Regions from separate parts of the Homo sapiens genome. Here region 2 is linked to region 1. A link is an interaction called in ENCODE POLR2A ChIA-PET data of the cell type or tissue named here. Cell type or tissue: Panc1. All regions are shown on one strand. Links, peaks and the distances in the headings refer to the core of each region. The heading gives the core; the rest is flanking DNA. Region 1 overlaps IFT52 (intraflagellar transport 52). Region 2 overlaps MYBL2 (MYB proto-oncogene like 2).

The links. ChIA-PET counts read pairs that join two places held together with the same protein. Peaks named below come from ENCODE experiments on the same cell type or tissue, not always from the same donor. Only the 100,000 strongest peaks of a DNase experiment are listed, where the experiment ranks them.
Region 2: POLR2A ChIA-PET joins it to region 1 with 7 read pairs; 3 of 35 experiments call an interaction of 5 or more read pairs at or near these places.

The regions. Positions count from the first base shown.
Region 1 is chr20:43,604,891-43,620,145 of GRCh38, reverse strand. It overlaps IFT52 (intraflagellar transport 52), which reads right to left. Exons shown (of 14, transcript NM_016004.5): 6 at 15,073-15,144; 7 at 6,170-6,296; 8 at 1,120-1,206. Among named protein-coding and RNA genes, the nearest start is that of IFT52, 22 kb to the right of the region's middle. RefSeq lists an enhancer at 11,940-12,781. In Panc1, for the core only: no CTCF peak of the experiment used is centred there; no DNase peak of the experiment used is centred there.
Region 2 is chr20:43,685,390-43,700,644 of GRCh38, reverse strand. It overlaps MYBL2 (MYB proto-oncogene like 2), which reads right to left. Exons shown (of 14, transcript NM_002466.4): 5 at 13,573-13,793; 6 at 8,326-8,488; 7 at 601-888. Among named protein-coding and RNA genes, the nearest start is that of MYBL2, 26 kb to the right of the region's middle. In Panc1, for the core only: no CTCF peak of the experiment used is centred there; a DNase peak (open chromatin) is centred at 8,524.

The DNA of each region.
Region 1 (15,255 bases), core at 2,832-10,831:
CAGGAGTTCGAGACCAGCCTGGCCAACATAGTGAAACCTCATCTCTACTAAAAATACAAAAATTAGCCTGGTGTGGTGGCGCACACCTATAATCCCAGCTACTCAGGAGGCTGAGGCAGGAGAATCGCTTGAACCCGTGAGGCGATGGTTGCAGTGAGCTGAGGTGGTGCCATTGCACTCCAGCCTGGGTGACAGACAGAGACTCCATGTCAAAAAAAAAAAAAAAAAAAAAAAAGTAGAATATCTAGATCTCCCATAATGTGTCTAGAGACATTGAAACTTCATGTAAATTCCACAGAAATAAGATCTTTATCAATCTCCCAATATAACAATTATAAGGCGTTTCTTTCTCTCACTGGAATCACCAATGGACAGCTCTGGCACATGCTGTACAGACATGTGCTTCCCTACTCTGCCATCTTCCGTAAGACATGTTCCCTTGGCATTTTTTTGACAAAATTGCAATGCCTTTACTTTATTTGCCACATCAGTCAGTGAGTAGTCCTCTACAGAGCCTTTCCTAATTCCCATTCCTACCAGCCCCTCCTCTCCACTCACACCTTGACTCCCGTAATTCAGGTCCCCATTTCTCCTTGCCTGGTGACACCACCACCTTCCTAATTGGCTCTAGGCTGCCTCCTCCTTTCCACTTTCCACACAACTGACAGAAGAATCTTTCCAAAACATTCTAGAAGTTCTTTCATAAACAACAACAACAAAAAAAGAAGAAACACAGATCTGGCTATGCTCAAGGCTGCTGAAAACCCAAGGGCTCCCTGTGGCTTTCAGCATCAAGTTCAAGCTCCTTGGCCTTACACGTGATACTGCTATTGAGCCTGTTCCTCTCCGCTTCTCCAGGCTCAGCTCCCACCCCACCTGACATGCTCAGAAACACCCTTCTGGGTTTACTAATTTGTCTCTCTCTCTCTCAGTGTATTACAAACTTTTCCAAAGCAGGGACTGGGACTATGCCTGACTCGACTTTGTATTCTCAGTGCCTGGCATATAATGGGTTCTGAGTAGCTGCTTTTAAATGAGCAAATAAACTTACCAGTATTTTTTTAAATGACATGAAAATAATACACATTGTATATTAATATGACAAAAGAAAAAGCTTACCATGATTTTGCTGTTTTCTTCTTTGTCCAAATATTGATCACTGAACATGTGACATGAACCAAGCACTGCCAGCTTCCCACCTTGGTTCTATTGATGACAAAGCAGGGTCAGATACTCAAATCCGAAAGTGCATCTCATGTATCCTAGTACCCAGACACTTATTAGAATCATGCTAGCAACTGTCTTATATACTGAAGAGTGCCAATTCACACCCAGATTTTAAAGTTTAGAAATACCAACTATAGGCCAGGCGCAGTGGATCAGCCTGTAATCCCAGCACTTTGGGAGGCCGAGGCAGGCGGATCACCTGAGGTTGAGAGTTCAAAACCAGCCTGGCCAACATGGTGAAACCCCGTCTCTACTAAAAATAAAAAAAAATCAGCCAGGTGTGGTGGCATGCGCCTGTAGTCCCAGCTACTCGGGAGGCTGAGGCAGGGAAATCGCTTGAACTTAGGAGGCGGAGGTTGCAGTGAGCTGAGATCGCGCCACTGTACTCCAGCCTGGGCAACAGAGCGAGACTCCATCTCAAAAAACAAAAAAAAGAAAGACCAACTATAATAACTACTACACTTTAACCTGCCTCTCATTTTAGATACTTCTATATTTTTTTATTTGGCTTTAACGAAAACTAACATAAATTAATTCTACATTAGCTGGGTGTGGTGAGGCATACCTGTAGTCCTAGCTACTTGGGAAGCTGGGGCAGGAGAATCACTTGAGCCCAGGAGCTCGAGGTTACAATGAGCTATGACTGCACCATGCACTCCAGCCTGGGAAACCCTGTCTCTAAAAATTAAAAAAAAAAAAAAAAATTAAATTGATTCTACAGCATTTTCCTATTGTTGTTTATCTTATAAACGAAGATCATAATTTTAAAGGGAAAAAAGATAAACTCAAAGACAGTCTGTACAATTAAAGATACCTATGGGTACCAAAAAAAAAAGTATTTAAGTAAGATCCAAATAGAAAGCTAAAGCAGGCTGAGTGCAGTGGCTCACGCCTGTAATCCCAGCACTTTGGGAGGCCAAGGTGGGCAGATCACCCTGAGATCAGTAGTTCAAGACCAGCCTAGCTAACATGGGAGGCAAAACCCTGTCTCTACTAGAAATACAAAAATTAGCTAGGGTTGGTGGCACGCACCTGTACTCCCACAGCTACCTGGGAGGCTGTGGCGGGAGGATTGCTTGAACCTGGGAGGCGAGGTTGCAGCGAGCTGAGATCGCGCCACTGCACTCCAGCCTGGGCAACAGAGTAAGACTCAGTCTCAAAGAAAGCTAAGGCAAGGCTGGGCGCAGTGGCTCATGCCTGTAATCCCAGCATTTTAAGAGGCCGAGGCGGGTGGATCACTTGAGGCCAGGAGTTCGAGACCAGGCTGGCCAAGATGGCCAAACTCCGTCTCTATTAAAAATACAAAAATTAGTCAGGCATGGTGGTGCATGCCTGTAATCCCAACTACTCAGGAAGCTGAGGCATGAGAATCACTTGAATCTGGGAAGCGGAGGTTGCAGTGAAGCAAGATCGCACCACTGCACCCCAGCCTGGGCGACAGAGTGAGACTCCGTCTCAAAAAAAAAAAACCAGAAAACTAAGGCACAAGCATGAGAGAGTCATAAAATAATGACTGGTTAATAAGAAAAATTTTCAATACTTGTAACTTTTAACAAATAAAAACAAAGTACTTTTTCCTATCAGATAAATAAATATGAAAATATGATATAAACAGCGCTAGTCGAATTTTAGTGAAATAAGTTCTTTCACACATTGTTGCTGAAACTATTAACATATGCAACAAAAGCAGTCTGAAACATAAAAAATTCTATGCCCAGTTGTGTAGTTATAGTCACAAAAAATTAGAAATAAATCCAAATGTTCACAAAAAAGTAATTCAGAATGATGCAACCTTCTTCAGCAGTTAAATTTCATATTATAAAGGGTTTTCAGTAACATGGGAAAATGCTTCCAACACATCATTCGGTTAAAAAAAAAGTATACTATAATTTTTTTCCCATTTTTAGAGATAGGGTCTCACTCTGTCTCCCAGGCTGGAGTGCAGTGGCACAATCATGGCTCACTGCAGCCTCGAACTCCTGGGTTCAAGTGATCCTCCTGCCTCAGCCTCCCAAGTAGCCAGGACTACAGGAGCATAACACCACACTCAGCTAACTTTTTCGTAGAGACAGGTCTTACTATGTTGCCAAGGCTGGTATCAAACTCCTGGCCTCAAGTGATCCTACCTCCTTAACCTCCCAAAGTGCTAAGATTATAGGCATGAGTCACCATGCCTGACCTATACTATAAATTATATTGCTATTCTACTTTAAAGCTTACGAGGCAAATAAATAAAAATAAGGCAAAGCAAAAGTAGGAGAAAGTGAATAATATGTCAACCTGGGCTGTCTTAGAGTCTTGGAGTAGTGCGATGGGGGAATTTTTTTTCTTTTGCTTTATCTCTGTATTGTTCATTTTTTCTACAATTATTGTAACATTTCTACAATATTACTTTTTTTTTTTTTTTTTGGAGACAGTGTCTTGCTCCACTGCCCAGGCTGGAGTGCAGTGGCATGATCTTGGCTCACTGCAACCTCCGCTTCCAGGGTTCAAGTGATTCTCTTGCCTCAGTCTCTGGAGTAGCTGGGATTACAGGCACTCACCATCATGCTGGGCTAATATTTTTGTATTCTTAGTAGAGACAAGGTTTCACTATGTTGGCCAGGCTAGTCTCGAACTCCTGACCTCAAGTGATTTGCCCGCCTTGACCTCCCAAAGTGCTGGGATTACAGTTGTGAGCCACCACGCTCAGCCCAACAATGAGCACATTATTACTTTTGTAATGAGAAAACCAGTTCAATAGTAAAAATACAAAATGAAATCGGTTTTTTTAGCTACATCACATACAGGGAACAGGCATAGTTATAACTTCCCCAGGAAAAGAATTATACTAAGCCAGAGATGTCAAGAGACATAAATACACACATTACATACATTTTTAAAAAATTGGTAAAAAAAACCCTCTGATTTGTACCAGGTTAAAAGCAAATGCTGCAAAGCCTGCCACCGTGCCTGGCTAATTTTTCAATATTTTTTTTTTCTTTGAGACGGAGTCTCACTCTGCCTCCAGGCTGGAGTGCAGTGGCACAATCTCGGCTCACTGCAACCTCCTGGGTTCAAGCGATTCTCGTGCCTCAGCTTCCTGAGTAGCTGGGATTACAGGCGCGTGCCACCACACCACGCCCAGCTAATTTTTGTAATTTTAGTAGAGAGGGGGTTTCACCATGTTGGCCAGGATGGTCTCAATCTCCTGACCTCGTGATCCACCCGCCTTGGCCTCCCAAAGTGCTGGGATTACAGGCGTGAGCCACTACGCCTGGTCAATTTTTGTATTTTTAGTAGAGACGGGGTTTCATCACGTTGGCCAAGCTGGTCTTGGACTCCTGACCTCAAGTGATCCACCCACCTTGGCCTCCCAAAGTGCTGGGATTGCAGGTGTGAGCCACCACGCCCAGCCCGAGAGCTTTTAAATAAGAAGGGAAAGGTAATTCCTAGGTACCACAAAGAAAAATAGGATTGTTCAGAGCTAGAGACACCTAGGTCCCTAGAAAAAAAATTAGGAGATCAGCTGGTGAATTCTGTCTTAGGGGGCAGATGAAGGTAAATTCAGCAAAATGTGAATTAAAACGCAGTGGGGGCTGGGCACAGTGGCTCATGCCTATAATCCCAGCACTTTGGGAGGCTGAGGTGGGGGGGATTGCCTGAGCTCAGAAGTTTAAGACCAGCCTGGGCAACATGGTAAATCCCCATCTCTATTAAAATACAAAAATTAGCAGGGTGTGGTGGTGCAGGCCTGTAATCCCAGCTACTTGGAAGGCTGAGGCGGGAGGCAGAGATTGCAGTGAGCCAAGATTGCGCCACTGCACTCCAGCCTGGGCAACAGAGCTCATGCCTGTAATCCCAGCACTTTGGGAAGCCAAGGTGGGTGAATCACTTGAGGTCAGGAGTTCGAGATCAGCCTGGCCAACATAGTGAAACTCCATCTCTCCCAAAAATACAAAAATTAGCCATGCTTGGTGGCAGGCACCTGTAATCCCAGCTACTCGGGAGGCTGAGGCAGGAGAATTGCTTGAACCTGGTAGGCGGAGGTTGCAGTGAGCCAAGATCATGCCACTGTACTCCAGCCTGCACAACAGAGTGAGACTCCATCTCAAAAAAAAAAAAAAAAAGAAAAAGAAAGGCAGTGGGATGTTGGGTCACTGCCTGGGACTAGCTGTGCCCACATTTCTATGGGGTCTCTAGGATAATAACTGGAAAAATAGTTTTCTGATATATTTTCCTAGTATAAACTAACAGCAACATAATTCTGTGCTATTTTGTGTAATATGTTAACTCCATCTGTTCCTGAATGTATTCTCTTTACACTGAGGGTGACAGCCCATAGTCACAGACAGGATTAAAAGTTATTTTCATCAATATGCTGCCATGGGATCAAAAAAAAAAAAAAGTTATTTTAAAAGTTATAATACAGCACTTCGGGAGGCCAAGGCGGGTGGACCACGAGGCAGGATGGTCAGGAGATCGAGACCATCCTGGCTAACATGGTGAAACCCTGTCTCTACTAAAAATACAAAAAATTAGCTGGGCGTGGTGGTAGGTGCCTGTAGTCTTAGCTACTCGGGAGGCTGAGGCAGGAGAATGGCGTGAACCCGGGAGGTGGAGCTTGCAGTGAGCCGAGATTGCACCACTGCACTCCAGCCTGGGCAACAGAGACTCCATCTCAAAAAAAAAAAAAAAGTTATAATACAGGTAGCCTCATGCTACAGTGGAAAAGCTTCGGGTTTAGAATAATAAGAGCTAGGTTTAGGCCTTAACTTCATCAATTACTGGACAATCCACTGTTTCCCCATAAGCAAAATGTATATAGCTGAAATGCTACTTTGCAGGACTGGCAGGAAGACCAGTGAGAAAACATATAGAAGCCTTCTGGAAATGGTAAGGTGGTTTTTATTATTTCAACAATAAAAATAACATCTATACCCATATCTAAGAAAAGCTGTACCTTTGAGTGATAGAAAGCCAAAATGGGTCTGTTAAGTGGGAAGCAGACAGAACCTGTAGACAGAACCGCCACTGCTGGTTTCATGACACTCAATGTGGCACCAAAAGGATACACAAAGGTGAGAGCCCTGTAAGAAATTAAAGAAACACATTCAAATTTTAAAAACATGAATACAAAAATTCTGAAAATAATCTCAATGTTTCTTGAGTAACACTCTTTTTTGAAACAGTCTCACTCAGTCACCCAGGCTGCAGTGCAGTGGTGCGATCTTGGCTCACTGTAACCTCCGCCTCTCAGGTTTAAGCTGTTCTGCAGCCTCAGTGCCTGCTATCACGCCCAGTTAATTTTTGTATTTTTAGTAGAGCCAGGGTTTTACCATGTTGACCAGGCTGGTCTTGAACTCCTGGCCTCAAGTGATCTGCCCACCTTGGCCTCCCAAAGTGCTGGGATTACAGGCGTGTGCCACGGTGCTCAGCTGAGTAACACTCTTTGATTCATTATCAAACAAAAAATTTTTTCTAAGCTTTGGTTTGTTAACTTAAAAACTGGGACAACTCTAGCTACACATTTAATAAAGCATTTTAAAAAACATGAAAGTAAATTAACAGGAAAGTGTAAGTGACTGTAACTGGGAGAACTAAAGAAGCCCCTGATGGAGGGAGGAGGAAGAGGATGGGGCCTCATCCAAGAACTGAACTCAAGCTGCTCTGCATAATAATATCTTACTGGTAAATACGTTCTTCTTCCTTAGGTTTGGCTAGTGCTATCTCTAAGAATTAATGTATATCACTGGATGGGTATGTTACCAGTTAAATGTCACATGAACAGAGGCATAAATATACGCTATAATGGACACTTCTACACAGATCTGCTTTGGAGTCCCTCCTCTACTCTCCACTGTCCTAACAAAGACTTGTCTTAGATTATCTAGAGTGAATTGGTCTGACCTGGGGCAATGTACTCCTGGAGAGGGTGTGGGATAGAGGAGCAAAGGTGGGGTGCAGATTCTGGGGTGAAGCCAACCCATGTAGGAGGGGTTAGGGTTTTACTCAAAGATGGAGCTCTGCAAAGCTTGAAGGAAGTGCTCTCAGAATGGAGAGAAACACAGATCTCAACACCAGGGCGTAAGGTTAGAAACTGGGGGAGGGGGTATAGGGGAAGCACCCATGAGGGGTTCCTCATAGAGATTTTAATTTCCCTTTTTCTTTAGACAACAAAAATTCTTTTTGGCTTAAGTTTAAAATTATTTCCCTCTAGTGTTTTTGTTTGTTTTGTTTTGTTTTTTAAGACAGGATCTCACTTTGTTGCCCAGGCTGGAGTGCAGTGGTATGAACATGGCTCACTGCAGCCTCAATCTCCTGGGCTGAAGCGATTCTCTTGCCTTAGTGCCCTGAGTAGCTGGGACCACAGGTGCATGCCACCACACCTACTAATTTTTATATTTTTTGTAGAAACGGGGTTTCACCATGTTGCCCAGGCTGGTCTTGAACTCCTGAGCTCAGGCAATCCGCCCACCTTGACCTCCGAAAGTGCTGGAATTACAAGCATAAACCACCGGGCCTGGCCTCCCTCTGGTGTTAATCTTCCCCATTCCTTCAGTAAAATCTCATCTACCCTATGACTTTTGTTGTCATACTATGAAAGAGAAGTGGTACTTGGCCCACATTCTCCAAACTCCACCTTCTACCCTTACTCCAGCAGTATCCCAGCAAGGTGGATTACAGCCCATGATCTCTGGGCCAGAAGCAGAAGAAAACAAGCAGTTGTCCATGGAGGAAGAAAAAGTAGGTGGGAGAAATAGTCATATGGAGGTCAATGCACATCTATCCCCCACATTTTCCCAAAATGCAATCAATGGAAGATGATTCTCAAGGCATAAGGGAGAACGGACACTTGAGTAGCAAGATAAAAACTATCTGCTATTATTATTATTATTATTATTTTTCGAGATGGAGTTTTGCTCTTATCACCCAGGCTGGAGTGCAATGGCGTGATCTCAGCTTACTGCAACCTCTGCCTCCTGGGTTCAGGCAATTCCCCTGCCTCAGCCTCCCGAGCAGCTGGGATTACAGGTGTGCACCACCACGCCCGGCTACTTTTTGTACTTTTAGTAAAGATGGGGTTTCACCATGTTGGTCAGGCTAGTCTCAAACTCCTGACCTCAGGTGATCCACCCGCCTCAGCCTCCCAAACTGCTGGGATTACAGGTGTGAGCCACTGTGACCGGCCTATTTGCTATTATTTACACTCCTGTATTTCTTTTATTACTACTAAAAAAATCAATGAGACTAGGCCAGACTAACCTGAGGTTAGGAGTTCAAGACCAGCCTGGCCAACATGGTGAAGCCCTGTCTCTACTCAAAATACAAAACTTAGCCGGGTGTGGTGGCGGGCACCTGTAATCCCAGCTACTCGGGAGTCAGGAGAATTGCTTGAACCCAGGAGGTGGAGGTTGCAGTGAGATGAGATGGTGCCATTGCACTCCAGCCTGGGCGAAACTCTGTCTCCAAAAAAAAAAAAAAAAAAAAAAAAAAAGACTGACATTTTGATAAGACTAAGTATAAACTTAAACACCCATCCCCAAAACAGAACTTTCCAAACCATGTGAATGAATAAGATTAGCTCAGTGAAAAGTTTCAGAAAGAGTTTTCCTAAAAGACGGAATAGCTTGTGTAAAGTCCCTAAGATGAATACAAGCTTCACTTATTTAAGGATTGAAACAAAGTCAGTGTGGCTACAGCAGAGTGAGAGAAGGGAGAAGGGACATAACAGGAAATAAGGATAAAGGAGAATCTGAGACTCCAACAGGCAAAGATACCTCAAAGCAAGAAGCAGGACTAGTCCATACCTCAAAGTCTACCAGGAAGCTGTTTCCTGGATAATCCAGGAAAGGAACAACTAGACATATTCCCTTCACTATAATTAATTACAAAGTCATAACGCAACAACAAGTAGGGCACTAGGCTTTCAACTTTACAAAGCACTTTCACAAATATCACCTTACTGAAATTTTCCAACAATTTTGTAAGGTTAACATTATCCCCACTACACAGATAGGGAAACAGACACTAACAGTTACTATGCCTTGGGTCACCCTTGGCAAGTAAGAGAGGGAATCAGGAACTTCTAACAATTCCTTCTAATTCCAAGTCTACAGTTCTTTTACCTATACCAGTTGGATAAGCTGACACAAAGTGAAATAATTAGATTGATTCCTTTTTTTTTTTCTTTTTTTTTTGAGACGGAGTCTCGCTCTGTCGCCCAGGCTAGATTGCGGTGGCGTGATCTCGGCTCACTGCAAGCTCCGCCTCCCGGGTTCACACCATTCTCCTGCCTCAGCCTCCCGAGTAGTTGGGACTACAGGTGCCCGCCACCACGCCTGGCTAATTTTGTTTTGTTTTGTTTTTAGTAGAGACAGGGTTTCATCGTGTTATCCAGGATGGTCCTGATCTCCTGACCTCGTGATCTGCCTGCCTCAGCCTCCCAAAGTGCTGGAATTACAGGCGTGAGTCACTGCGCCCAGCCTAGATTGATTCTTGACAGTCAAAAATATTAACTCTGTGAATTATATTGCTATACATATTCCCCCTTATGACTTGACTTTGTTTCTACTAAGAAAGGTCTTCCCTACTCCAAGAATTTAAAATATTCACTTATTTTTTTTAAGGTTTTTTTTTTTTTTTTTGCGTTGGTGTCTCGCTCTGTCGCCCAGGCTGGAGTGCAGTGATGCAATCTCGGCTCATCGCACCCTCCGCCTCCCGGGTTCAAGCAATTCTCCTGCCTCAGCCTCCCGAGTAACTGGGATTACAGGCTTGTGCCACCACGTCTGGCTAAGTTTTGTATTTTTTAGTAGAGATGGGGGTTGGCCAGGCTGGTCCTGAACTCTTAACCTCAGGTGATCTGCCTGCCTCAGTCTCCCAAAATGCTGGGATTACAGGCATGAGTCATCGTACCTGGGCTTCTTTAAGTACTTCTATGCTTTCTTTTAAAATTTAATTTAATTTAATTTAATTTTATTTTATTTTTTCAAGACGGAGTCTTGCTCTGTTGCCCAGGCTGGAGTGCAGTGGTGCGATTTTGGCTCACGGCAACCTCTGCCTCCTGGGTTCAAGCAATTCTCCTGCCTCAGCCTCCCGAGTAGCTGGGATGACAGGCATGCACCACCACGACAGGCTAATTTTTTTTTTTTTTTTTTTTTTTTGAGACGGAGTTTCGCTCCTGTTGCCCAGGCCGGAGTGCAATGGTGTGATCTCGGCTAAATGCAACCTCCGCCTCCCAGGTTCAAGTGATTCTCCTGTCTCAGCTTCCTGAGTAGCTGAGATTACAGGTGCCCGCCACCATCCTTGGCTAATTTTGTTGTTTTTTTTAATATAGATGGGGTTTCACCATGTTGGTCAGGCTGGTCTTGAACGCCTGATCTCAGGTGATCCGCCCACCTCGGCCTCCCAAAGTGTTGGGATTACAGGCGTGAGCCACCGCGTCCGGCATATGCTTTCATTTTTAATATTAAAAATTTTAGCCTATCCAGAATACATTTTGGGGTGTGGTATGAAAATGAAACTATTTCTCCAAATGTTTACCCAGAATTATGCCATCCATCTCTAATATTTGAAATGCCACTTTTACTATACACAAATAATCCCCACCCTCCATATATGTTTTTGGTCTAATTTTAATCTGTATTATTTATTTTTTTAAAACTATTTCTGAACTATGACCACATTTTATTATTTTTTTGAGATAGTCTTGCTCTGTCACCCAGGCTGGAGTACAGTGGCATGATCACGGCTCACTGCAGCCTCAACCTTCTGGGTTCAAGCAATCCTCTTGCCTCAGCCTCCAGAGTAGCTGGGCCTATGGGTGTGTGCCACCACATATGGCTAATTTTCAGTTTTTTTTTTTTTGTAGAGACAGGGTCCCACTATGTTGCCCAGACTGGTCTTGAACTCTTAGCCTCAACCCATTGGCCCATCTCGACCTCCCAAAGTGCTGGGATTATAGGTGTGAGCCACTGCACACAGCCAATCACATTATTTTATTTTTTAATTTCATTTTATTTACATATTTTTTGAGACAGAGTCTCATCTGTCACCCAGGCTGGAGTGCAGCGGCGCAATCTCGGCTCACTGCCACCTCTGCTTCCTGGGCTCAAGCAATTCTCCAGCCTCAGTCTCCTGAGTAGCTGGGAATACAGGTGCGAGCCACCAACGACCGGCTAAATTTTTGTATTTTTTTGTAAAGACAGGGTTTCGCCATGTTGCCCAAGCTGGTCTTGAACTCCTGAGCTCAAGTGATCTGCCTGCCTCAGCCTCCCAAAGTGTTGGGATTATAGGGGTGAGCCACGGTACCCGGACCACATTATTTTCACTACTAAAACTTTGTAACATGCTTTAACTACATAAGAATGTCAATTTTTACTGGGTAAAATATTTCAAAGTACAGAGGTATTATAAATGAATGCGAAAAGACAAACCATCAATTGAAAAATGGCCAAAAAGCAATGAACATGAAGTTCACAGAAGAAATACAATCAGCCAATAGACTTTAAAGGTCATCCTATGCACTAATAATTTAAAAAAATGCAAATTAAAAGAAAGAGATACGATGTTTACTAGAATACTCCATGCTGGCAAGAGAGGAAAAAGGTGTGTGCTCATAGGGACTGTAAGTGGTACCACCTCCCTGAGAGACATCTGGTAACACATTACATTTGGTAACCCATCTGTTGGAAGACCTCTGACCCAGAAATTTCAATGCTGAGAAATTTACCCTAAAAAATACTCCCACTCCCTCTCCCTCTCCCTCTCCCTCTCCCCACGGTCTCCCTCTCCCTCTCTTTCCACGGTCTCCCTCTGATGCCGAGCCGAAGCTGGACTATACTGCTGCCATCTCGGCTCACTGCAACCTCCCTGCCTGATTTCCTGCCTCAGCCTGCCGAGTGCCTGTGATTGCAGGCGCGCACCGCCACGCCTGTCTGGTTTTCGTATTTTTTTTGGTGGAGACGGGGTTTCGCTGTGTTGGCTGGGCTGGTCTCCAGCTCCTAACCGCGAGTGATCCCCCAGCCTCGGCCTCCCGAGGTGCCGGGATTGCAGACGGAGTCTTGTTCACTCAGTGCTCAACGGTGCCCAGGCTGGAGTGCAGTGGCGTGATCTCGGCTCGCTACAACCTCCACCTCCCAGCCGCCTGTCTTGGCCTCCCAAAGTGCCGAGAGTGCAGCCTCTGCCCGGCCGCCACCCCGTCTGGGAAGTGAGGAGCGTCTCTGCCTGGCCGCCCATCATCTGGGATGTGAGGAGCCCCTCTGCCTGGCTGCCCAGTCTGGAAAGTGAGGAGCGTCTCTGCCCGGCCGCCATCCCATCTAGGATGCCATCCCATTTAGGAAGTGCGGAGCATCTCTGCCCGGCCGCCCATCGTCTGAGATGTGGGGAGCGCCTCTGCCACGCCGCCCCGTCTGGGATGTGAGGAGCGCCTCTGCCCGGCCACGACCCCGTCTGGGAGGTGAGGAGTGTCTCTGCCCAGCCGCCCTGTCTGAGAAGTGAGGAGCCCCTCCGCCCGGCAGCCGCCCCGTCTGAGAAGTGAGGAGCCCCTCCGCCCGGCAGCCACCCTGTCTGGGAAGTGAGGAGCGTCTCCGCCCGGCAGCCACCCAGTCCGGGAGGGAGGTGGGGGTCAGCCCCCGCCAGGCCAGCCGCCCCGTCCGGGAGGGAGGTGGGGGGGTCAGCCCCCCGCCCGGCCAGCCGCCCCGTCCGGGAGGGAGGTGGGGGGGTCAGCCCCCCGCCCGGCCAGCCGCCCCATCCAGGAGGTGAGGGGCGCCTCTGCCCGGCTGCCCCTACTGGGAAGTGAGGAGCCCCTCTGCCTGGCAACCACCCAGTCTGGGAGGTGTACCCAACAGCTCATTGAGAACGGGCCATGATGACAATGGCGGTTTTGTGGAATAGAAAGAGGGGAAAGGTGGGGAAAAGATTGAGAAATCGGATGGTTGCTGTGTCTGTGTAGAAAGAAGTAGACACGGGAGACTTTTCATTTTGTTCTGTACTAAGAAAAATTCTGCCTTGGGATCCTGTTGATCTGTGACCTTACCCCCAACCCTGTGCTCTCTGAAACATGTGCTGTGTCCACTCAGGGTTAAATGGATTAAGGGCGGTGCAAGATGTGCTTTGTCAAACAGATGCCTGAAGGCAGCATGCTCGTTAAGAGTCATCACCACTCCCTAATCTCAAGTACCCAGGGACACAAACACTGCGGAAGGCTGCAGGGTCCTCTGCCTAGGAAAACCAGAGACCTTTGTTCACTTGTTTATCTGCTGACCTTCCCTCCACTATTGTCCTATGACCCTGCCAAATCCCCCTCTGCGAGAAACACCCAAGAATGATCAATTAAAAAAAAAAAAATACTACCACAAGTGCACAAAACTGTACATACAAAGATGTTCACTTATCCCAGCACTTTGGGAGGCCGAGGCAGGTGGATCACCTGAGGTCAGGAGTTCAAGACCAGCCTGACCAACATGGTGAAACCCCATCTCTACTAAAAATAGAGAAATTAGCTGGGTGTGGTGGCAGATGCCTGTAATCCCAGCTACATGGGAGGCTGAGGCAGGAGAACCACTTGAACCTGGGAGGCGGAGGTTGCAGTGAGCTGAGATCATGCCACTGCACTCCAGCCTGGGTGACAGAGTGAGACTCCATCTCAAAAAAAAAAAAAAAAAAGATGTTCATTTGTGCTTTATTATCTATAATGACAAATATAATTTTTTTTTTTTTAGACGAAGTCTCCATCTGTCCCCCAGGCTAGAGTGCAATGGTACGATGGCAGCTCAATGCAACCTCCACCTCCCAGGTTCAAGTGATTCTCCTGCCTCAACCTCCCCAGTAGCTGGGATTATAGGCGCCCACTACCACGCACAGCTAAATTTTCTATTTTTAGTAAAGACGGGGTTTCGCCATGTTAGCCAGGCTGGTTTCAAACTCGTGACCTCAGGTGATCCACTCGCCTTGGCCACCCAAAGTGCTGCAATTACAGGAGTGAGCTACCACACCCGGCTATAAAATTGTCTATAACAACAATACGGAACAGAAGTTAAGAGTGCAGGCTCTAGAATAGACTGCCTATGTTTGCATCTAAGTTCTGACACAGAGTAGTCATGTGCATTTGGGCAATTACATCTCTGTATCTCATCTCTAACTTTCCAGAGTTGTAAGGATTAAATGAGGTAATACATGCCTGTCACACAGTCGATGCTTGACAAACATTAGGTGGTATTATTAAAGAAAAACATTATAAACTACTTAAATGTCCAATAATAGGGAGTTGGTTAGATAAACTGGGATATATCCAATTTAATCCAGTCATTAAAAATGAAGAGGTACTCACCTATAACTTTATACATGGAAAAAAAAAAACCTAGAAATCTAAATACCATACTATATATTTTTTGAGATGGAGTCTTGCTCTGTTGCCCAGGCTGGAGTGCAGTGGCGTAATCTTGGCTCACTGCAACTTCCGCCTCCGGGGTTCAAACAGTTCTCCTGTCTCAGCCTCCCGAGTAGCTGGGACTACAGGTGCACACCACCACGCCTGGCTAATTTTTGTATTTTTAGTAGAGATGGGATTTTGCCATGTTGGTTACACTTGTCTCTAACTCCTGACCTCAGGTGGGCCACCCACCTCGGCCTCCCAAAAGTGCTAGGATTACAGGCGTGAGCCACCATGCTGGGCCTAAATACTATATTAAGACTACCTTCAGGGGGAGGAGCATGGACTTACAGTGCAGAGCTTCTACTTTTTTCCTCTTGAACTGTTCAAATTCTGATTATTTTTGTAACCAGAAACAAAAGCTCTTTTCATTTTGAAAAAGAAGACTCCAAAATGATACATCTTCCTCATGTGGCATCAGAAAACACACTCACTGGGCATTGTTTCCACTGCTTTCCTCATCAATGATCCCAGGCACAGCCTTTCCTGCAGCTCGGCTAATTTCCCTTGAAGAAGAAAAATTAAAATCTAGTAAACAAAAAAAATTTGAGAATTTCACACTGCATTCATTAGTACAGCAAGTATGAGGCTAAGGTGGGAGGATTGCTTAAGCCTGG
Region 2 (15,255 bases), core at 3,691-11,690, 80 kb before region 1:
AGTGACCAGGCCTCTGGTCTTTCACCTCCCAAAACCCGCTCTACACAGCAGGCCTGGCCGATGCAGCCAGGAGCCGGGGTGTCACACCAAGAAGCCCTCCTCAAAGGACACAACCACACAGCCAACACAGTAACCACAACACGGGCTCAATGGCTGCCCCACCCTGAGTAACCAGAACCCACTCACCACTCCAAGACCAGCACCAAGACTTGGCATTTCCTGGGCTCCTCTTCAGGGAGACCCAACCATGTGTGATGCCACAAATACCACGCTGTCCTGTGCTGTCACCTGCCAGTCAACCTTTAGGACTCAGTTCAGTGCCACCTCCTCTGGGCAGCCTTCCCACCCCGCCCTGTGCCATACATAGAGGTCAGATGCCACCACAAACTCCTGCTGCACACACCGGGAGCTCCCCAAGGATAGGGACTGCATGCTGACAACCCTGGTGTCCCCAGCCCTTGGGTCAGGGCTAGGCATTCAGCATCAAGTCAGTAACTGTTAGCAGGGCGATGGAATGAGCAAAAGGATGTGGGCCTGAGAGAGAAGCACTTCCTGCTGGGGGTGTTCTGTGCTCACTGTGAAGTGTTGTGACCAACATACCGACTCGATCAAGTCCAGGGCTTCAGAGAGGCTAGAACCCACAGCAGGGATGAGGAGGTTAGCTGCCTCCACCACCCACTTGTAAGGCAGGCTCGTTTCTGGTGGGGAGCCTTCCTGGTCCTCACGCTTCGGGAATTCCTCCAAGGGCTCTGGTGTTCGCACTGCGTCCAGATCTGTACCGATGGGCTCCTGTTCCTTCGATGTGGTGGCTGCTGCAAGTTCCTCCTCACTGTTTTCCTCCTCCTTTATGGTAGGAGGGACGGAGGGCCAGTTGGTCAGAAGACTTCCCTGTAAGACACAAGAATACACCATTTGCATTTCGCTGAGATATAGACTATATAGTAGTTTCCAGCTAAACCACACAACCTGAATCTAAGAAGGAAACTGTGATGAACCCAAATAGAGAAACATTCTACAGAATAATTAGCCATACCATATACTTCCAAAATGTCAACATCATGACACTAAGAAAGGCTGACTAAAGGGATAGGACAACTAAATGCAATGTCTGGTCTTAGACTGCATCATGGACAGGGAAAAATGGAATATAAACTGTAGATAAAGATCCTGAATTAGGCTTAAATTCCCTGGATTGAATATAACTTTATTGTGGTTATGTAAGCAAATGGCCTTATTCTTAGGAATCTATGCTACATAACTAACTCTCAAATGGCTCAGATGAAAGAAGTAATACACAGAGGTTGGGTGCAGAGGCTCACGCCTGTAATCCCAACACTTTGGGAGGTCGAGGCTGGTGGATCACCTGAGGTCAAGAGTTCGAGATCAGCCTGGCCAACATGGTGAAACCCTGTCTCTACTAAAAACAAAACAAAACAAAATTAGCCAGGTGTGGTGGCAGGCACCTGTAATCCTAGCTACTCGGGAGGCTGAGGCAGGAGAATTGCTTGAACCTGGGAGGCAGAGGTTGCAGTGAGCTGAGATCGCACCATTGCACTACAGCCTAGGTAACAAGAGCAAAACTCTGTCTCAAAAAAATTAAAAAATAAATTTTTAATGCTTAATAAACATTAAAAAATAAAAAGACCAGGTACAGTGGCTTATGCCTGTAACTCTAGCACTTTGGGAGGCTGAGGCAATTGGGTCCCTTGAGTTCCTGAATTCAAGGTTGCAATGGGCTATGATCACACCACTGCACTCCAGCCTGGGCAACACAACAAGACTCTAATAAAAAAAAAAGGGAGGGGGGAGGGGGCTGGGTGTGGCGGCTCACACCTGTAATCCCAGAACTCTGAAAAGCTCAGGCAAGAGGACCCCTTGAGTTCATGAGTTCAAGGTTGCAGTGAGCTATGATCACGCCACTGCACTACAGTCTGGGGTACAGAGCAAGACCCTGCTCATTTAAAAAAAAAAAAAAAAAAAAAATCACGCCTGTAATCCCAGCACATTGGGAGGCCGAGACGGGCGGATCACAAGGTCAGGAGGATCGAGACCATCCTGGCTAACACGGTGAAACCCCATCTCTACTAAAAATACAAAAAATTAGCCAGGTGTGGTGGCAGGCGCCTGTAGTTCCAGCTACTTGAGAGGCTGAGGCAGGAGAATGGTGTGAACCCGGAAGATGGAGCTTGCAGTGAGCCGAGACTGCGCCACTGCACTCCAGCCTGGGCTACAGAACGAGACTCTGTCTCAAAAAAAAAAAAAAAAAAAAAAAAAAAAAAAAAAAAAAAAAAAATATGCGGGGCGTGGTGGCTCACACCTGTAATCCCAACACTTTGGGAGGCCAAGGCAGACAGATCCCTTGAGCCCAGGAGTTCGAGACCAGCCTGGGCAAACCCCATCTCTATAAAACAAACGAACAAACAAAAAGTGAATTTTATTGTATGTAAATTATACCTTTATAAAATAAAGAAAAAAAGCTACCAAACTGGGAAAAAATAGTTACTACATGATAAAGGAGTAGCATCCTTAATATACAAATAAAATGTACAAACCAGTAACAAGATAAAAAAAAAAAAAAAAAAAGACAACCAAGCCAAATAACAAATTAACAAATTAAGGGGTAATTTGTTACTCACCCTCATTAATAGTAAAAGAAATGAAAACCAAAACAATGAATCAAAACATCACATTGCACACCATAAATACACGCAATTTTTTTTTTTTTTTTTTGAGATGGAGTCTCACTCTGTTGCCCAGGCTGAAATGCAGTGGCGCGATCTCGGCTCACTGCAAGCTCCACCTCCCAGGTTCACGCCATTCTCCTGCCTCAGCCTCCCTAGTAGCTGGGACTACAGGTGCCCGCCACCATGACCGGTTAATTTTTTGGGTTCTTTTTTGTATTTTTAGTAGAGATGGGGTTTCACCATGCTAGCCAGGATGGTCTCCATCTCCTGACCTCGTGATCCGCCTGCCTCAGCCTCCCAAAGTGCTGGGATTACAGGCGTGAGCCATTGCGCCCAGCCCTTGTTGTTTTTTGAGACAGAGTCTTGCTGTTACCCAGGCTGGCGTGCAGAGGCACACTCTCAGCTCACTGCAACCTCCACCTCCCAGGTTCAGGTGATTCTCATGCCTCAGCCTCCTGAGCAGCTGGGACTACAGGCGTGCACCACCACACCCGGTTAATTTTTTATATTTTTAGTAGAGATGGGGTTTCACCGTATTGGCCAGGCTGGCCTCAAACTCCTAGCCTCAAGTGATCCGCCCACTTCAGCCTCCCAAAGTGCTGGGAATACAGGCATGAGCCACCGCCCCTGGTCAATATATGCAATTTATTTGTCAATTATATTTTAATAAAGCTGAAAAAAAAAAGATCAACTCCAAAGTAATTCAATCAAAATAAGAACATGATAATGCATTTGTTGCTCATTAAAACTGGCAAAGATTTTTTTTCATATAACCATAGCCGGTATTGACAATAAGGCTGGAAACAAGCAGTCCTATATACCACCTATAGCAGGATTAAACAGTACAATCCCTTTGGCAGCAATTCGGCAATGCTTATGAAAACTTCAAATGTCCACACTATTTTACCCAATCATTCCACATCTATAAAATCAACCGGCCGGGCGCAGTGGCTCACGCCTGTAATCCCAGCACTTTGGGAGACTGAGGCGGGGAGATCACGAGGTCAAGAAATCGAGACCATCCTGGCCAACATGGTGAAACCCCATCTCTACTAAAAATACAAAAATTAGCTGGGCATGGTGCTGCATGCCTGTAATCCCAGCTACTCAGGAGGCTGAGGCAGGAGAATCACTTCAACCCGGGAGGCGGAGGTTGCAGTGAGCCAAGGTCACACCACTGCACTCCAGCCTGGCAACAGAGTGAGACCCCATCTAAAAACAAAAAAATCAACCACACAGTTCAGCAAATGTACAAAGAAACTGAACAATGATGATCATTATAGCATTGATGGAAATAGTAACAGATGTTTGACAATATAATGGTTAAATAAGATACGGCAAATTCAGGAATGTTGGAGATCTGAATACACATAACAACATGGAACGATATGTTAAATAGAAAAAGAAAGTTGTAAAAGAGTAAGACATCGTCTAATTTTAAGCCTGGTGTGGTGGCTCACGCCTGTAATCCCAGTATTTTGGGAGGCCAAGGTGGGCAGATCACCTGAGGTCAGGAGTTTGAGACCAGCCTGACCAACATGGAGAAACCCCAATTAGCCAGGCATGGTGGCACATGCTTGTAATCCCAGCTACTCGGCAGGCTGAGGCAGGAGAATCGCTTGAACCCGGGAGGCGGAGGTTGCGGTGAGCCAAGATCATACCACTGCACTCCAGCCTGGGCAACAAGAGCAAAACTCCGTCTCAAAAAAAAAAAAAAGTTGAGATGAGCAGGCTCAACCTTCTGCATTGCCCAATTCTATAAAGTTGTTAAGTTTTTGCAATGATCACGCATTACTTCTGAAGCAGAGGAAACAATTTTATAATAGCAAGCACTGACCAGTGAGTGGAGAAGTTGGGAGTGGTCCCATACACGAATTAACATGCAAAATTCTTCTGGCAGCAATCTAACAAAATGTATTAAGAGGTTTTTTTTCTTTTCTTTTTAAGACAGAGTCTTGCTGTCACCCAAGGCTGGAGTGCAGCAGTGCGAACTCGGCTCACTGCAACCTCCGCCACGCCAGTTCAAGTGGATTCTCAATTATCGTGCCTCAGCCTCCCGAGTAGCTGGGATTACAAGCCTGTGTCACCACGCCCACCTCAGCCTCCCAAAGTGCTGAGATTACAGGTGTAAGCCATGACGCCTGGCCTGTTTGCTTTTTCAAAGACAGAGTCTCACTCTGTTGAAATACTGGGCTCAAGTGAACTTCCTGCCCCAGGCTCCAAAGTAGTTGGAACTACAGGTGTGTGCCACCGCACCAGCTTTTTTTTTTTTTTGTAAAGACAGTCTCCCTATGTTGCCCAGACTGGTCACAAACTCCTGGCCTCAAGGAATCCTCCCAACTTGGCCTCACAAAGTGCTGGGATTACAGGAATGAGCCACCATACTCAGCCAAAAGGGTTCCCCCCACCACCAAATATATTTGTCCATCTCTAGGAATTTCTCAAGAAATAACTGCACAAAGAAGCAGTCATTTGGCCACAAGGGTGACTGTTAAGAGTTTTATCTCTAATAACAAAAAACCAGTAATACCCTTATCTACATCAGTAAGAAACTAGTTAAATAAATAGCACACCAGAAAGACCACATTGGAGAGACACGGGTAAGGCTGAAATCAACACAGGCCCGGCATGGTGGCTCATGCCTGCAATCCTAGCACTTTGAGAGGCTGAGGCAGGTGGATCACCTGAGGTCAGGAGTTCAAGACCAGCCTGGCCAAAATGGCAAAACCCCATCTCTACTAAAAATACAAAAATTTGCCAGGATGGTGGCGAATGCCTATAATCCCAGTTTCCCAGCTACTCAGGAGGCTGAGGCAGGAGAACCACTTGAACTTGGGAGGTGGAGGTTGCAGCAAGCAGAGATGGCACCACTGCACTCCAGCCTGGGCAAGAGCAAGACTCTGTCTCCAAAAAAAAAAAAAAATTGACCTCCTGTGCTCAGGGTCATGGTCTGGGGCTTGGTCCCAGCCCAGCACAGCCAGCACTCCAGACACTCAAAGTGTCAGGGGACAAAAGCCAAGTCAATAACTGGCTTTCAGCACAGTAGAGTTTTTAAGAGACTAGAGATCTGTTCACTCTGTCCTATGCTGAAAGTCTTCTATGAGTCGGCTGATGCCCGCTGTTTCTCTTTGTGGAACGGAGACCTTTTCTTCAATCAGAAGTAAAAGATCAAACACATACTACTTAGATGTACAAGAAATTGTCAGAAGTAGACTCCTCCGGTTAAGAGATGCACAGGGAGTTGAAACCAGAAAAAGAAGTCGTTTTACTTTTCATTTGATACATTTCTCTGCCCTTTGAAAGTTACCCCATAGGTGCATTCATATTGGGCAATCGAGAGATATTCTCTAAAATTGAAAATTCAAGAAATAGAGGCAAAAACATAATATATCGCTCTAGCAGGGCATTGTGGAAGAATTGTAACTGTCAACAAGTTATCTCTACCCAGTAAGAAGAGGGAAAAAGATTTTTTAAAATTATTAAATAGTTCACACCATGACAGAAAAGATTAGAAAATAACAAAGGACAATTGTTACCTACCACACAGCCGGCATCATCAAATCTATTTTTTGTCATGCTTGCTTCAAATTTTTATTTATTTATTTAATTTTCTTTAGTTTTATTTTTTTGTGACAGAGTCTCACTCTGTCACCCAGGCTGGAGTGCAGTGGCGTGATCTCGGCTCACTGCAAGCTCTGCCTCCCGGGTTCACGCCATTCTCCTGCCTCAGCCTCCTGGGTAGCTGGGACTACAGGCACCCGCCACCACGCCCAGCTAATTTTTTGTACTTTTAGTAGAGACGGGGTTTCACCGTGTTAGCCAGGATGGTCTCAATCTCCTGTCCTCGTGATCCACCCGCCTCGGCCTCCCAAAATGCTGCAATTACAGGCGTGAGCCACCGTGCCCGGCCTTCAAATTTTTATTTTATTTATAAATAAAAGCTGGAGTGCAGTGGCGGGATCTCAACTCACTGCAACTTCCACCTCCCAGGCTCAAATAATCCTTCCACCTCAGCCTCCCAAGTAGCTGGGACTACAGGTGCACAAAATCACACACAGCTAATTTTCCTTTTTATAGAAATGGGGTTTCACCATGTTGCCCAAGCTGGTCTTAAACTCCTGGGCTCAAGAGATCCAAAAGCCTTGGCCTCCCAAAGTGCTGGGATTACAGATGTTAGCCACCACGCCCTACCCAAATTTTTATTTTGAAAAATAACCTTTAGAGATATAGCTAAAAAATATAAATAAAAACTTTGCTCTGGTATATAGGACAGTGGATGTTAACATAAGTATATACTGATTTCATTTTTAAAACTGCAAATGTAGCTGGGGCATGCTGGCTCACGTCTGTAATGCCAGCACTTTGGGAGGCTCAGGTGGGTGGATCATTTGAAGTCAGGAGTTTGAGACCAGTTTGACCAACATGGTGAGACCCCCATCTCTAAGAATACAAAAATTAGCCAGGCATGGTGGTGTGCACCTGTAATCCCAGCTACTCGGGATGCTGAGTTAGCAGAATCGCTTTAACCTGGGAGGCGGAGGTTGCAGTGAGCTATCATATAACTGCACTCCAGCCTGAGCGACAGAGACTCCATCTCAAAAAATAAATAAATAAAAACTGCAAATGTAGTGCCAGACATGGTGGCTCACATCTGTAATCCCAACACTTTGGGAGGCCAAGGCAGGCGGATCTCTTCAGGCTAGGAATTCAAACCCAGCCTGGCCAACGTGGTGAAACCCCATCTCTACTAAAAATGCAAAAATTAGTCAGGCGTGGTGGTGCATGCCTGTAATCTCAGCTACTCAGGTTGCTGAGGCATGAGATCGCTTGATCCCAGGAGGCAGAGGTTACAGTGAGCCAAGATCACACCCTGCAACTCCAGCCTGGGCATCAGAGCAAAACTCTGTCTCAAAAAAAACAGCCTGCAAATGTAATACTATAGGATTTTAATTGTTAATTTCTAGAAAAGTCAAAATTATAGAGACAGAAAACAGATCACAGTGCAAGGAGCTAAGGGCCGAAAAAAGGCTAAGAAAAGGAGCACGAGGGAATTCTGGGGTGATGGGACTGTTGTATACCTTGACTGTGACAGTGGTTACATGGCTGTATGCTTTGTCATAACTCAAAACTGTTTATTAGAGTACGTAAATTACAACTCAATACATTTTTTAATTTTTTTTAATTAAAAAGATAGAGACAAGGTTTCACCATGTTGCCTGAACTGGCCTCCAACTCCTGGGCTTGAGCAATCCGCCCGCTTCAGCCTCTCAACTTGCTGGGATTACAGGTGTGAACCAACGCACCCAGCCACCTCTGATTTTTTTATTGCAAACATGCTTTCAGTTTTAAAAAATTAAAATGAGCAACAGGTAAGAAGGTGGCCACCAGCAAGGAGAGATGGAGGCTGAGGATCTCCTTAACTAATTCACAGTTTTATATAATCAGCTTGCTCTGCTATCCTTCATCTGCAGGCAGACAAGTGCCAGTTATGTGCAGAAGTCTCACAAGGCCCCAGAAGCACAGAGCCCACTTTTAGACTCTGTGGCAGAAACTGACCAATAGCTGTGGACAAGGTGTTCAATGAGATGGTGTCAGATGAATGTGAAATCAAACCAAGCCAAAGGCTGAGCAGCTGTCTCACCTGGCCTTCCGTGGGCTGGGCACTCTGGAGGCCGTCCTTGTCCTCGAGCTCCAGCAGCAAGTACACTGGGGGCTTGCAGTCTTTGGACTCGCTCAAGAAGCCTCCTGTGTCCACCTTCCTTTTGATGGTAGAGTTCCAGTGATTCTTCACAGCATTGTCTGTCCTGCAGGGGGCAGCAGGGGGCCTTTGAACCCCAGCTCTGTGGGTGGGGTGCCATCAGGCACATCACTAACCTCCCTAAGCCAAGTTCCTGCTCCTGTAAATGAATCTTCCACTAGATGAACTCTAAGGTCTCTTTCAGTTCCAAGATGAAGTCTCACAAGTCTCTAGCCCTAATAATTTACAGAGCATTTCCACGAAGCTCTGTGAAATAAGCAACTGAATCATTCAGGCTATGGCAAAAATTATAAAATGGCACCAGCTACTGTCAGGTTCAGGTAAAAAACAAAATTTTTTTTAATTAAAAAAAAAAAAAAATTGCCGAGTGCGGTGGCTCACCACACCTGTGATCCCAGCACTCTGGGCGGCCTAGGCGAGCAGATCACCTGAGATCGGGAGTTCGAGACCAGCCTGACCAACACAGAGAAACCCTGTCTCTACTAAAAATACAAAATTAGCCAGGCATGGTGGCACATGCCTGTAATCCCAGCTACTTGGGAGTCTGAGGAAGGAGAATCGCTTGAACCCAGGAGGTAGAGGTTGTGGTTAGCCAAGATGATGCCATTGCACTCCAGCCTGGGAACAAAAGTAAAATTCCACCTCAAAAAAAAAAAAAATGTATATATAAGACCAGGAACAGTGGCTCACGCCTGTAATCCTGGCACTTTGGGAGGTGCTGGGCGTGATGCCAGGCACCTGTAATCCCAGCTACTTGGGAGTCTGAGGCATGAGAATCGCTTAAACCCGGGAGGTGGAGGTTGTGATGAGCCGAGATTGCGCCACTGCACTACAGCCTGGGCAACAGAGTGAGACTCCATCTCAAAAATAAATAAAAATGAAAAAAAAAATTTTAAATTTTTTAAAAATTATAAAACTGAAGATATGTGCTTGGAACTCTCACCCCCTTCCCTGCCCACTTCGAATGTGTAGAAGCCATAAGCAACACTGTCTGCTCATTTCCACTGAGTCTCACGCTGACCTCAGATGCAAGGCCTGTTCACCTCCCACAGACTGATAAGTGGCCAAAGAGGGCAGAAGGCCCAGAACTGTTCACCTCCCTAAGCCTTGGTTTCTTTATCTGGAAGGTCAGAAGACTACGTCATACTCCATCACTCACTGAAGATTCAGGGAGGAGACACATCTACAGTAGAACAGTAGCATAAAGCACAGAGTAGAGTAGCAGAGAAACATGTAGTAATAAAGGCATAGAGTAATACAGAAGGACGGGATAGTACCACAAAAGTGTATAGAAGTATAGTGGTGAGAAGCAAGCGGCAGGTCAGGCGCGGTGGCTCACGCCTGTAATCCCAGCACTTTGGGAGGCTGAGGCAGGTGGATCACCTGAGGTCAGGAGTTCAAGACCAGCCTGGCCAACATAGTGAAACCCCATCTCTACTAAAAATACAAAGGTACTGTGCTGACACATAGTAGTCACCACCTTCTTTGGAGTGCCAAGCAGAATACTCTTTCCTTGAAAAGTGAACAGAGAGTAACAGCTTAACTGAGCACCCAGTCTAAGAGAATATCCTCGGATCATTTGCACTCTAAGCCTTCAGGGACACAATGCTCACTGGGCAAAGGTGTAGGGTAAGGGGTGCTCCTGGTGCTTTGCCCAGATCCTCTGTCCCTACAGCGAATCCAATCCCCCAGCTGCCGGGCATGCTGCCGACGGCTTCTACTATGACTTTATCTGCATAAGAGCCCTTGGAAGCAGATCACCTAAGGTCAGGAGTTCAACACCAGCCTGGCCAACATGGTGAAATCCCGTCTCTACCAAAAATACAAAAATTAGCCAGGCGTGGTGGTGCATACCTGTAATCCCAGCTACTCAGGAGGCTGAGGCAGGAGAATCGCTTGAACCTGGGACGCGGAGGTTGCAGTGAGCTGAGGTCACGCCACTGCACTCCAGCCTGGGCGACAGAGCAAGACTCCGTCTCAAAAAACAAAAAACAAACAAAAAAAAAAAAACAAAAAACAGCTCTTGGAAGGCACAACCGAAGATGCCCCAGGAGTTCCCCAACCCATGTACACATGCGCCCTCCTCATATGTACATACCTCGCATGCATACATGTGAACACACACACTCCTTGGCCTTATAGCAGGCCAAAGCTCTATTTTCCAAGACCCCATCCCTTGCTTGGCCCCTTCCCTTCTTTTCTCCACTCCTTCCCTCACAGGTGAGAACCTTTCCAAGAGATCCCATGTACCTGAAACTCTTGAGTCACAGGTTCCGCTTCCAGGGAACCTGACCCAAAACACCTCCCCAGCCCTCCCACTCCCCAAGACCAGAGTCTGGGGTGCCCCAAGCTATAGTGAGACTCCTTCTTTTGCTCGCATATAAAAAGCACCCACTGTGTGCCAGGCATTATTGTAGGCACTGGGGATCCATCTGGTAAATAAGACAAGTGGCTGCCATTGACAGTTAAATCTAGCAGGGGAGATGAATGTTATCTTCAGCTACAACTGGGGTACACACTACTCTGCAGACAGGTGTGGGCACAACACAGAGGTCACCAGAGACCAACCACAGTCTGGGAGAACAGAGAAAACTTCTCTGAAGAAATAGCACCCCCACTGAGAACTGAAGGATGAGAACACATTAGCTACACAATAGGCACAAGCGGGAGTGCACTGCAGGCCGACAGAGGAGCACTAGGAGCTCTGAGAAGAGCTCAGGGTTCGAGGGACTGAAAGGAGGCAAAGCAGCTAACACCGAGTAAGCACAAGTGACAGTGGATCAAGGTGAGGCTGGTGGCACCTGTGAGCCAAACAGGCCATGGGGGGAAAGAAGCCAGAGTTTCCAACCCAAGTGTCAGGGGAAGCCCCAGAAAGATGACACATTCAGGTTTGAGCTTTGAAAAGGGATCATTTCAGACTTTGGGGAAAACACACCATCTGGCATTTTCTCTCCCTGCCAGGACCACACTGCCATGACAAAAAAAGGGATTCAAAATAAAGCAAGGCAAAAATTCACAAGGACAAAGAGAAACAGGTAGAAGACAGCCACTAGTAAGAGATTTTTTACAAGTTTTCATAAGATGGAAAACAGGGGAACAATATCCAGCTTAGGGCCAGGTGCGGTGGCTCACACCTGTAATCTCAGCACTTCGGGAGGCCCAAGGCAGGCAGATCACCTGAGGTCAGGAGTTCAAGACTAGCCTGGCCAAGATGGCAAAACCCCATCTCTACTAAAAATACAAAAATTAGTCAGGTGTGGTGGCGGGCGCCTATAATCCCAGCTACTCAGGAGGCTGAGGCAGGAGAATCACTTGAACCCAGGAGGCAGAGGTTGCAGTGAGCCGAGATCATGCCACTACACTCCAGCCTGGGTGATAAGAGCGAAATTCGGTCTTAAAAAAAATATAATATTGACAGAGAAGTAAGCTATTGAAACCACAAAATAAGAATAGGGTGCCAGGCCAGGTGTGGTGGCTCATGCCTGTAATCCCAGCACTTTGGGACCAGCCTGGGCAACATAGGGAGACCCTGCCCCTACAAAAAATTTTAAAACTAGCTGGGTATGCTGGCATGAGCTTGTAGTCCCAGGTCCTTGGAAGGCTGAGGCAGAAGGATTGCTTGAGTTCAGGAGGGTGAAGCTGCAATGAGCCATGATTATGCCCCTGCACTCCAGCTTAGGTGACAGAGTGAGAACCCTGTTTTAAAGAGTCTGGGCATAGTGGCTCATGCCTGTAATCCCAACACTTTGTGAGGCTGAGGTGGGCAGGAGGTCAAGAGTTCGAGACCAGCCTGGCCAACATGGTGAAATTCCATCTCTACTAAAAATACAAAAATTAGCCAGGCATGGTGGCACAGACCTGTAGTCCCAGCTACTTGGGAGGCTGAACCAGGAGAATCGTTTCAACCTGGGAGGCAGAGGTTGCAGTGAGCCCGGATCACGCCACTGCACTCCAGCCTGGATGACAGAGCGAGACTCTGGTCTCCCAAAAAAAAGAATAAATAAAAAATAAAAAAAGAGTGCCAGAAAAGGGAGGAGCCCTTAGAAAGTAAAATTTTTAGGGAAAATAATTTCAAAAAAAGAGAAGATAAGAAGTCTCCTAGAAAATGAAGCAAAACAGATGAAAAATAGGAGAAAAGATCATGGAATGCTTTCAGTATTTAGGGGAAAAAAAAATTTTTTTTTTTTTTTTTGGAGACAGTCTCGCTCTGTCGCCCAGGCTGGAGTGCAGTGATATGATCTCGGCTCACTGCAACCTCTGCCTCCTGGGTTCAAGCAATTCTGCCTCAGCCTCCCAAGTAGCTGGGATTACAGGCTCACCAACACATCCCGCTAATTTTTTGTATTTTTAGTAGAGATGAGGCTTCACTGTGTTGGCCAGGCTGGTCTCGAACTCCTGACCTCAAGTGATCCACCCACCTCAGCCACCCAACGTGCTAGGATTACAGGCATGAGCCACCATGCCCGTCCATAAACATTATTATTTTAATAACTATCATACATTATTGGAGCAATAGGGACATATGGGGAGTGGGAAAGCCTAAGAAAGCTAATCTCCCATAGCAGAGGATCAATATGAAAAATGGCACATCACTTAAAGAGATAAAGAACTCAAAAAGATGAGTCTGTTTTAGTAGAGTCATTTAACAGAGTGGTGACAAAGACTGATGTTTTTCATTATTAAACCTTTTAAGAAAAAGAAAAACAAAAAACACCTTTTAGCAGATTATAGTACTACCTGATTTTTGATCATTTTCTTCTTAAAGAAAGCCCATCTATCCCACATCTCAAGCCTATTCTGTGTTAGAAGAAACTGAAGTCGAAGAGAAGAGGCTAACCAAGAAGACACAGTGAGCTGGGAACAGGATGAGAACTAGACTCCAGGGTTCCCGATTTCTTGCTGAGGCCTCCCTTATCACCATCTGTTCTTTTAAGCTGACAGAAGACAGGGCCTTCCCTGGGGAACCACCCTTCCTCCTGACTATGCATGCCTCTGGGAGCCCTGGAGCCGAGGCTGGGTGTTACAGAACAAGAGCACAGGACCACAATACCCACCCAGGAACCCTCCTCCATCAGAAACACGGGCCTGGCCTCCCGGGAACCTGTCCCAACCCCCAAGAAGACAGCTTACCTCCCTGGCAACATCTTGGCGATCTCGGCCCAGCGGTTGCCCAGCACCTTGTGGGCCTCGCAGATGATGCGGTCCTCCTCCTCGGTCCAGCAAGACTTCTTCACCTCAGGGTTGAGGTGGTTGTGCCAGCGTTCACGGCACTGCTTCCCCAGCCGGCCCTTCAGGTGCTTGGCAATCAGTGTCCACTGCTTTGTGCCATACTTCTTAACCAGCTCGATGACCTTAGAGAAAAGTCTCTGGGTAGCCACTTGCACCGGCCCCTCTCTCGCCCCCACCATAGCCCTTCACATCCACCTGAGCCTTGCCATGGCCCTGAGAGGTGCCACCTACCACATCCCCTCAGGCAACACTGAGCGAGCTGCAGGGGATGCCACCCAGGATGACTTTGTGTAGCCCACAGGGCCTACCTGAGGATCTGACCGCATCCCTCTCATTTATTGCCTGGAATAAATCTAGGCCAAGAATACCAGAGACCCTTTCTAGAGTAGAGATCAAGTGGGGGTAAACAAAGGCGCCAGAGTCCTGCTTCCCTCTCCAGGGCTCAACCCAATAAGCTAAGTAGAAAAGAGCAGAGGGATGAGGAGGAACAACACACACGGAGTCCAAACTAAAGGTGGGAAACAGACTTTCCCACACCAGCCAGGCCCCAGGCTGCCACAAGACCCTCCAGCACTTCCATGGAAATTGGGAGGGCACAGGCTGAGCCATGGTAGCAGGCATCGCGGGCTGACCTAGCCAGACCTGAGTCCCCACCTGCCCTCAGTCAGGCTTCCTAGCTCAGGACACAAACCACAACATACGCAGCCACAAGAGCCAGGCCAGGCCCCACCTACACAACAGACACACGCGTTCTCATGTGCACACAGGCCACAAGAAACTGGGAAGAGTGGATGCTTCTTTTGGCAAAGATTTTGGTGAAGAAATATTTGACTTCACTTCTGTATGGTTTAAATTTTTATAGCAACCACATATCACTTTGATTTTTTTTTTTAAAGATTTTATGTTTTCACTTTTTATTTTTTATTTATTTTTTTTGAGACGAAGTTTTGCTCTTGTTGCCCAGGCTGGAGTGCAATGGCACGATCTTGGCTCACCACAACCTCCGCCTTCCGGGTTCAAGTGATTCTCCTGCCTCAGCCTCCCAAGTAGCTGAGATTACAGGCATGCACCACCATGCCCGGCTAATTTTGTATTTTTAGTAGAGACGGGGTTTCTCCATGTTGATAAGGCTGGTCTTGAACTCCCGACCTCAGGTGATCCGCCCGACTTGGCCTCCCAAAGTGCTGGGATTATAGGCGTGAGCCACCGCCATTTTTTTGAGACAGTGTCTCACTCTGTCGCCCAGGCTGGGGTGCAGTGGGGCGATCTCAGCTCACTGCAACCTCCGTCTCCTGGGTTCAAGCGATTCTCCCGCCTCAGCCTCCTGAGTAGCTGGGATTACAGGCACACCAAGACACCTGGCTAATTTTTGTATTTTTTGGTAGACAGGGTTTCACCATGTTGGCCAGGCTGTTCTCAAATTCCTGGCCACACCCAGCCAAAAAAGTATTTTCAAACTAAATTTTATTTTATTCTTAAGAGACAAGGTCTCAGGCCAGGCCCGGTGGCTCACACCTGTAATCCAAGCACTTTGGGAGGTCGAGGCAGGTGGATCACCTGAGGTCAGGAGTTCAAGACCAGCCT